Linked DNA regions of Homo sapiens: region 2 is linked to region 1. Evidence: chromatin contacts called from ENCODE Hi-C or POLR2A ChIA-PET data. All regions are on one chromosome and are shown on one strand. Each heading gives the region's core, a stretch centred on a gene start or an enhancer-like site at or near the end of the contact. The rest is flanking DNA. Distances are from core to core; before and after follow the strand shown. Region 1 overlaps LSAMP (limbic system associated membrane protein). Region 2 overlaps LSAMP (limbic system associated membrane protein).

Region 1 (4,256 bases), core at 477-2,976:
CTTTGAGACGAAGAGTGATCTATATAAGGTCACACAGACAATCAGGAGCAGAGTCAGAACTGGAACCCAGTTCTCCCATCTCCCGCCCGTGTTCCGACAGCCTGCCTGGTAGGATAACATCTATCTCCTCTTAGGGTCCTTACTTAAGAGAGCCAGGAATTATAAGTCTGTCCCTCAATTCTCATAGGATGAGGAAAAGTCACCCTTCAAAAAATAAAAGATTGAAATTCCTCCAGGGAGGAAGAATGAAAGACCCATGGTATCAATTTAAAGCAAAAAGCATTTAAAAACCAATTACCAAGCTGTGTTGCTGCTGCTCATGGGGCTGTCATCCTTTCCCAGCTCAGAGTGTTAATACTGAAAATACAAAACAAATCCCTTGAAAAGCGATGCCAGGATTGGCTTGTGGGCAACGATGATGAGGCTTTGAGATCAGCCTTTGCAAAGAGGGCTGCTCAGCTGCATATTCAGTGACAGGAATCTTCCGAATCACAAGCAGCAGGATTTGCAACTTGAACAATGTTTCTTTTCCCTCCATGGGAAGAGAGATTTTGGAAAGCTGAATATCAGTGTTCCCCTTGTCTTTATCATTCTCCTCTCTGGCTACCCTAGACTTGCTGCTTTGTTATCCCCCAAGGACACGGGCCATTTGTCAAATTCTCTTCTCCTCAAAACCTAAAGCACAAAATAGCTACTGTCCTTTCTGGCAGCTCCTGCAGAGCTAATATGTTGTGCTTATCCTAATATGTGGACCCCGTCATGTCCTAAATTAAAGAGCCTGGTTTGAAGGATGAGCTTCAGGGGAAAGAGGAATAAAACAAAAAGATTCAAATCCCTGAGGCTACCATTCATGGGAAAAGGTACCCATCTCCATCTCTAAACCTTGGACATGTGAAGGAAGCCCTGTTTCCTTAGAATCCTGAAGGTGGTTTGGTAAACCACTTCTGCGAAGGGTTTTTTCCATTACCTGGAATTAGCAGGTTACTGAAGGGCAGATAAACTAATCGCTGTATGAGCACAGTGGTTGGTGGGGAGGGAGGCTGCCTCGGGCTCTCATGGGAAGGAGGAAAAAGCTGAATGCCTTTCCTAGGACTGGGTGTGAAACTGCTCCTCTCAGTTGGAGACTGGCCCCTGCAAGCACACAGCTTCTGCCACTGCACAGCTGTCAGCTGCCATTAGCAGGTTCCTGACAAGAACATGTGGCGTTCCCCAGTCATTCTCCCCAGCAACTCAAACTGGGCAGTGATGCAGGGGTATGTGTGGTGTGTGTGTTTGTGTGTGTGCATGTATCTGTGCACACTGGGAAGAGACAACAAAGAAGAAAGAGAGATTAAACAATGGTTTCTGGACTCAGATAATTACCCAGTATCAAGAGAAGATTCAAGCCAGATTTTCTCTCTTGGTATTAGGGACTTTGGGTAAGTCACTTAATGCCTCTACTCTTTGTTTTCCTGCACCAACTGAGAATAGCAAAAATCTATGATTTATACACTCCTTTGTAAGTGCCAGGCTCTATGCTAGAGCCCACTGTGGAAACCATCTCACTTAATCATCACAACAACCTGACGATACAAGAACTATATATGTATATATATTTGCAGATGAGAAAACTGAGACTTGAGAAGGTTAAGTAAATTTCCCCAGAACCCCTAGATAGGGATGATGGAACCAGAATTCCATGGCAGACTATGTGACTATGAGTCATCATGAATCAGCAGCTGTACCTCCTCAAACGCGGATGGCCACCTCACTGTGTGTTTGAGTGATCAACCAAAGCCATGTGTGGGAAAGCACCTGGTACACTGAGGGCTGCACCAATGTCAGCAACTGCTATTTAAAGAACTCAACATTAGCTTATTCATTCACTGAGTACTTGTTGTGGACCTGGTTCTGTTCTATGAATTATAACACATGGAGAAGGGGAGTGAGGAAAGACGATATTGGCTCTTCCTTCAAGTAACACATGTTATCAGGTGTTGGCAATAAAAATGTTGTATCTGTATGACAGGTTCATAACCCTGAAGTCGAGGACACCCCACATGCTCACCAAATGAGACTAAAGCAAAACACCTGCTTACCTAACCCCTTTTCTAGTAGAGACCACTGATGAGGAGTTCTCATGTCAGCATTCTAAGAGCTGCATTTAAGAGTAACCATGGGACCTCCTTTTATCTCTCATTCTATTTCTGTTGTCATGGTGTTTCAAAGCAAATACCTGAAATGAGTAAATTTTAATTCTGAAACAGTTATGCAGTTTTCCCAAAGTTGTAATTTAACAGGCATAATCAAGGCACTATATCATAGTAAATGATGGTTTATCTGGTGCTCATCACCTAGAAATATTATTACTAGCGGGTGCTTCTGTGCTTCAATGGTACAATGATAATTGATGTTCACAATGATTACCCCGAGGCAGTGCAAGTTCCTAAAGTGCTTTGTGGATCATACAAAAAAAGAAAAGAAAAAAAGGAAAAGAAAAAAACAGAAAAGCTTCCTTTGTCATTTTTTGCATTACAGTTGAACATAATACAATTCTTTGAATATTAGTCACCAGTAATAAAATATGTGCTAACATCACTGATCAGAGCATTTCAATTCCCCATTATACACCATTATGCCAAAAAAAGGAATTCTGTACAGGCATATATTCCGTATCTTTTATTTCCTTCCAGAAAAGCTCAAGCTAATTTTACATAACTGAGTGTCTGCCCATGAAGAACTCTGAGGGGAAACTGCTTGTGTTAGTTTGTTATTGCTATGCAAACTCAGTGGCTTAAAATAATATAAGTTTATTATCTTAGAGTCCTGGAGGTGAGAAGTCCAAAATGGGTCTCACTGGGCTACAGTCCAAATGTCAGCAGAGCTGAGCTCCTTCTGGTGGTTTGAGGGGGAGAATCTGTTTCCTTGTCTTTTCCAGTTTCTGGAAGCTGCCTGCAGTCCTTGGCTGTGGCCGCCTTCTCCATCTTCACACCAGCAGTGTAGTATCTTCAAGTCTCTCTCTCTAACTACAACCCTCACTTCCATCTTCACATTCCCTTGGCACTCTGACCTTCCTGCTTCTCTCTGATAAAGATCTTTGTGATTACATTGGGCCTATCCAAATAATCTAAACTAATTTGTTCATCTTTAGATTTTAACTTAATTACATCTGCAAAGTCCCTTTTGCCATGTAAGGTAGCATATTCACAGGTTTCAGAGGTTCAAATATAGACATCTTTGGGGGGTCATTATTCTGTCTATCACCCTCCTCTTAACGAACTTTTCATCACAATGTTATCCTTTTCTTTCTTTTCTCTTTGACTTTAACTTTTGAAACAATATCATCTTTCTATAGATGATGAGTTAGAGTGATCCTGAAATCAAAATTATAGAATTCCATAAGGTCATGGGAATCAAGCTCACACAGAAGCTCTGCTAATATTTGTCAGATTCTCACCTTGCCCTGGTCCAAACCAGCAGGAGACAGGCTCCCCTGGCAATTGCCCACTCCACTGTGTGTGGCTTACTAACACTTATGCCCTAGAGAGGGCAGTTGCTTAGTCTTCTGTTTCCTAGAGCTTGCATTTAAAGATGAGAAGAACTTGAAGTTAGAGCATAAAAGGAAAAAAAAAGATGAAGAATATTTTCTTGGTGCCAGACACTGGAGAACACACGGGGATATTAGGAAGGAGAAATGCAAAGGCAGAAAGCCAGGCTGAAAGAAGCTTTGGATGCCATCTGACAGGCCTTTTGAATGCGCAGTTTTGGTTGTCTTCCCAGCTGCACCACATACCCCTACATCCCTCTGTACATTGCTGGAGGAGCAGGAAAGCATCCCTTGGAAAAAAAAATCCCAGTGCACTCAGAGAATAAGGGGAAGTCATGATTAAGGTTATGAGAGAGATACTAGCCAAGGGGTAGTGGAGGTTACAGCTGTGTGGACAAAATGTCCAGACAGGAAGAAAGTACATGCAAATGGAACCAAAATGGGCTTCTGTTTCTCAGCTGTAGACAAATGTCCTCTCTGCTAACCTTTTGCCCTCAGCTTACTTTGGCTGCTTGCCTCTGAATTATGTTAAATGTTTCTCTTTTATCTCATATTTGGGTTTTCATAAGCCCTGATATTTGCACAACCATTAGGGTTTAAATAGGATACCTGACACATCTATTATGAGCAATGTTTGAAGGAACAAAATCCATCATTTCAAGACTGGTTAAGAAGAAGTGCTATAACTAAAGTGCTAGGGTGAAGGAAAGATGCAAACATGTTATTGTTA
Region 2 (4,256 bases), core at 772-3,271, 38 kb after region 1:
AAACAAAGATAATATAAGAGTATTATTGAATTAGCAAAATGGCATTCTCATCAATAGAGTCACAACTTCCATTCACAACTATTAAGATAATGAACAGTACCAAGTATTTCTAGAAATTGCTTGAGGAAATATTGTACTAAAAATTCTTACTTTGCAGTCCAGGTACTATAACCAAGTTTCTCTCCATTTGCATATGCTAGCTAGTAAATAGCATAGCTGCTGGAATAAATGAGTCCTGGATAATATTTTTGGCTTTCTCTCTGTCTTGGTATCTTTTGTACCTGCAGATCTTTTTTTCTTCCTCCAGCTAGAGGAGAAAGACAATACCTCAGGAATTATTTAAGGAAAATCTGTTACATAATCAATGCAAGGACTCGGGGACCTCTGTATTAGTTTCCCTTACTGAAATACAAAATTATGCTTTATCAGAACAAATAAGATTTCAAACATAGGTCAAGTATGTTCTCAGTTTCCCATAGTGAAACAATTCTATATTTGGCATTTTGCAGGTTTCCTTATTAAACAATCATTTCTTCATAAGAAAAACATAAAGGAATTTCACTGAATATATTTCTAGTACAGAAGCTATTTTTAAGGCCAACCAGGGAGGATTTCAGGATAATAGTGAGAGGGACAAACTGAAAATGTGTGACTCTGGATAGAAAATAAGATCTGGCCTACATAAGTAAGCAGTTATCTAAGAGCAGTCCCATTCACTAAATGCAAGGCTTCAGGAGACCTAGATTTTGAGCCCCATACTTTCTCTGACTCTCAGTAGGGCTCCTTCATGCTACAAAATCTCTCCATAGTTCAGTCTCTTTATCTCCAAAGAGATAAAAATAACATTCCAATTTTCTAGATTCCAGGACAGACACAAGGATTAACTAAATCATTTAGGGAAAGTATATTGGGTATATATGCTTAGAATATTTTCTTTTATGTAATCTTCTTCTCAGAAAGCACAAAAGGAAGATAAAATTGAGCCAGAATTGTATGGTAACATTACTGATTTTTATGTAGGGCTTGCAGAATATGTCCCATGACTATGTGGTTATACTTGGCCTAGCACACCTTTATAGTTTGTATGTGCATATATATAATCATATATATAATCATACTGATATATATATATCAGTAATGTCCTATATGACAAGATTGTACTCAACTTCAGTGGTATAAGCTTATTCTGTTTAGATGAGCATTTTAGAAGTGAACCAGGAGGACTAACCCTTGAGCTGAATTTCCATAGTCTCATGGTTAATGCTTCCTTATATGGATGAACATAAGAGGCCAGGGATCTAGAATAAAAGATATGAGTGTGATCAATGTCCTGAACAAAGGATGTCTGAAGATCCAAGAGGATGGGGACTATCTCTTTCAATATGTATTCATAGTGTATAATTTGGTGGTTAGACACTGGGTTTCAGAGCCTTGTTTCAGTCCCAGTTCCTCAATTTACTAGCTATTTAATCTTGGGGAAATTACTTAATCTTTCAGTTTTCTCACCTGAAGGATGGGAAAATTAACTTATAGGCCTTTACAAATTTTAAATAAAATAATGCGTGTGAAATACATGATGTCTGGAATATAGGAAGTATTCATAATAAATGTCACTAATCTCTGAAGACGCCAGTGCCACCTGATTGGAACATCAGAAATAGTGATTTGAAATATTTCTCTGGAACACAGAAAGGGAAAGCATGAATAAATGTATCAGTGAAGGCCAGAGACCTCTCTCTGGACATACACTTTTGGGAGGTAACAGGTGACCAGCAACTTTTATTTACTTGAATCTGTAACATCTCTGTAGAGAAAACTAAAGCATTAAATAGGATTTATTTCTTGAACCGTGGAATGCCTTGAATACTTTCTTTTTATTTCTAATTCCTTTGCTCTCAGATGAGAGCTCTCTCCCCTTCTCTGAGATGTATGCTATATATATACACCCGCCTCTCATTCTGAGATACACACTACAGTCACTTAGCACTTCCTCTTTTAATTGAAGGCTGTTCATTTGGCTGGCCTAAAGTAAGAGAGAGAAGTGCAAGTCAGAAAGACCACGAAGGGCAACAGAATAGAAATATTGCTCAAATGCTTGTCATTTTCTGCATGTTATAAGACAAAAGACTGAGATCTTCCCTTATATTGGGTAAGAGTTATAGTTGATTGAGAAACCACAATTGAATAATGTTTCTTTTGTGCAAATAAAAATACCAACCTTAAGGCAGCATTAGAATACTTTGCATAGCATTTACTTCAGGTTTTCATGAGAGAGGGAGGATAAAAACAACCTATATTTGATGCAGTTCCAAGGTCTTTCTTTTTTTCCCTGCCAGTGTTTGCAATAGCCTATATTTAAATGTATAGAGGTGTCTTCAGAGAACCACAGGCATAGAGAATTAGAAGTCTGTAACTGGAAGCATCTTTCAGGGTTGAGAAATGTAAGCTATTGTGAAAGCTCAACAATACATGTTGAAACAAATCTTTTGGAAATGATTGAATTGAATGTTTTCACATAAGCAAATCTACATTTGTCATTCTGAATTCTTTTTATGGAAAGATGGTGTTTCCCCCTCCTGTTTAGGTAATTAAAACTAGTCACTTGATGATCATTCATTATCAAACATTTCTGCACATGGCAAAAAATGCTTTGGGGATGAGACCCTGCTTATACAATTTCATCCATCAAAGGAAGTCTTTCTCCAGAAGCTATTATTCACTCTGTGAGAGTACATTTAAAAGCATTACTTCACACCTAAGTAACGTGTTAACAGCACAGAGTGTCTCTCCCTTGGTGGCTAGGCTCCAGTGCCTGTATTTTATGGAGGCACCATGCACCATCTTGAAAAGCTGGACAGCTTCCAGTAGCATTAGGGTTTGGAGGAAGAGCTGTTGCTCCTTAGAACTTTACTTCTCTTGGGAATATTATTGTTTCAATTTATTTTAATGCAATGAGTGGGAGAGAAGGTGGGAATAAAATGCCTACACAGAAGCCTCTATCTAACAGTCCTGCTGGGTGGGGCATTACAAAGAGAGGCCACAGGAAAACCTTTGAGAGTTTGGAGCCTGCTGCGTGAGAGAGATAAAAGTAGAAACAGCAAATTGGCTGCAATACGAATGGCAGGTGCATTTGTTCACTGGAGGCAAGTTTGGCAATTTAGTTTTCAATGACCAGCTTGTCTCTTTAAGGTTCACCTTTCAAAGTCCTCCTTTTTGCCCTCAACATACATCGCTAAAGCCCTGTCTCATCTTGAGTCCCCACGCTCCAGGTAACAGCAGCTCTTTACTCTGCCTCTCTTTGGGGGGGGAAAAAAACTGGTCCCCTTTTCTACTTACTGGGAGTGGAATTAAACAGAAGGCAATGGAAAGCTCGCTGAAGCACAGTGCACAGTAGAATGACATACCCAAAGAGAAAGCAAATTCCTGTTATGTGTGGATAGTTTTATCCTTCCTGGGTAAACACAGTTGAGGGGAGGGGAACTCTCAGGCAAAACACTATGATTCTGACCTCACTCCAGTATTTCTATAGATGGAAGAAAATTCAATGCGTATGTTCCCACTGCCAGAATGGGACTTAAGAGACACAGGTCAAGGGAGAAGAATTCAGAATGGAAAGCTGATGAGAGCAATCTGTCTTCGCTGAAAGGAGATGAAGGGAGGTGACAGTTGTCCAACGGTCTCAGATAAGCAAGGAGAAATGACTGCTATCTGTGTAGAGCTCATCTGGACAAAAAAACTACATTCATTTTTCCCTCTACATAAAGCACACATAACCTTGAAATGCACATGCTCTACATGCCATCTCTTGTTTATTTGTGTACCCACCATTCTTATTCCATTGGTTGTTTCTCACTTCTGTATTTCTGCCATTATTAACTGCCCTAGCAATTCCACAAAAGAAGTGAACATAATCTCAAATAAAATTGTGATAACACCGTTTGGAATACCTTTGATGGAATGTAGGTGGCCATGGAGGAGTCTCCCAAGGCAGCTTCATGTTAGGAAACCTGAAGTGGCTAGAGTAAATGAGGTCACTTTTCTTTTCTTCTCTTTCTTCCTTTTTTTTCTTTTAAGAGACAGGGTCTTACTCTGCTGCCTAGGCTGAAGTGCAGTGGCTCATGCCTGCTGCAGCCTCAAATCTCTGGACTAAAGCAATCCTTCTGAGTTGCTAGAACTACAGATACATGCCGCCATGCCTGGCTAATTTGTTTTCTTAATTTAATTGTATTTATTTATTTACTTTTTTGGAGACAGGG

Evidence for each region. A loop is a pair of places that touch in the nucleus more often than their neighbours do. ChIA-PET counts read pairs that join two places held with the same protein, here RNA polymerase II (POLR2A). Pooled maps may share reads with other maps.
Region 2: a loop to region 1 is called in a map of mammary epithelial cell, with 2.7 times the contacts of the local background. The contact joins two enhancer-like sites. A Hi-C loop is called at or near these places in 2 of 168 maps with a recorded cell type or tissue (GM12878 and mammary epithelial cell), 5 of 37 single-sample maps with no recorded cell type and 4 of 50 pooled maps. POLR2A ChIA-PET finds 5 or more read pairs at or near these places in 3 of 52 experiments (GM12878, K562 and MCF 10A).

Annotation. Positions count from the first base shown.
Region 1 is chr3:115,998,730-116,002,985 of GRCh38, forward strand. The region is part of intron 3 of LSAMP (limbic system associated membrane protein); the gene reads right to left. All of the region lies in intron 1 of LOC124906269 (a long non-coding RNA gene), which reads left to right. LOC124909414 (a long non-coding RNA gene) reads right to left here. Exons shown (of 2, transcript XR_007096014.1): 1 at 2,079-4,256. Among named protein-coding and RNA genes, the nearest start is that of SNORD155, 96 kb to the left of the region's middle. Within about 2 kb of position 1,727, at least 3 of the 41 ENCODE cell types and tissues checked have a DNase peak (open chromatin) inside an H3K27ac peak, as active enhancers do.
Region 2 is chr3:116,036,695-116,040,950 of GRCh38, forward strand. The region is part of intron 2 of LSAMP (limbic system associated membrane protein); the gene reads right to left. All of the region lies in intron 2 of LOC124906269 (a long non-coding RNA gene), which reads left to right. Among named protein-coding and RNA genes, the nearest start is that of SNORD155, 130 kb to the left of the region's middle. Within about 2 kb of position 2,022, at least 2 of the 41 ENCODE cell types and tissues checked have a DNase peak (open chromatin) inside an H3K27ac peak, as active enhancers do.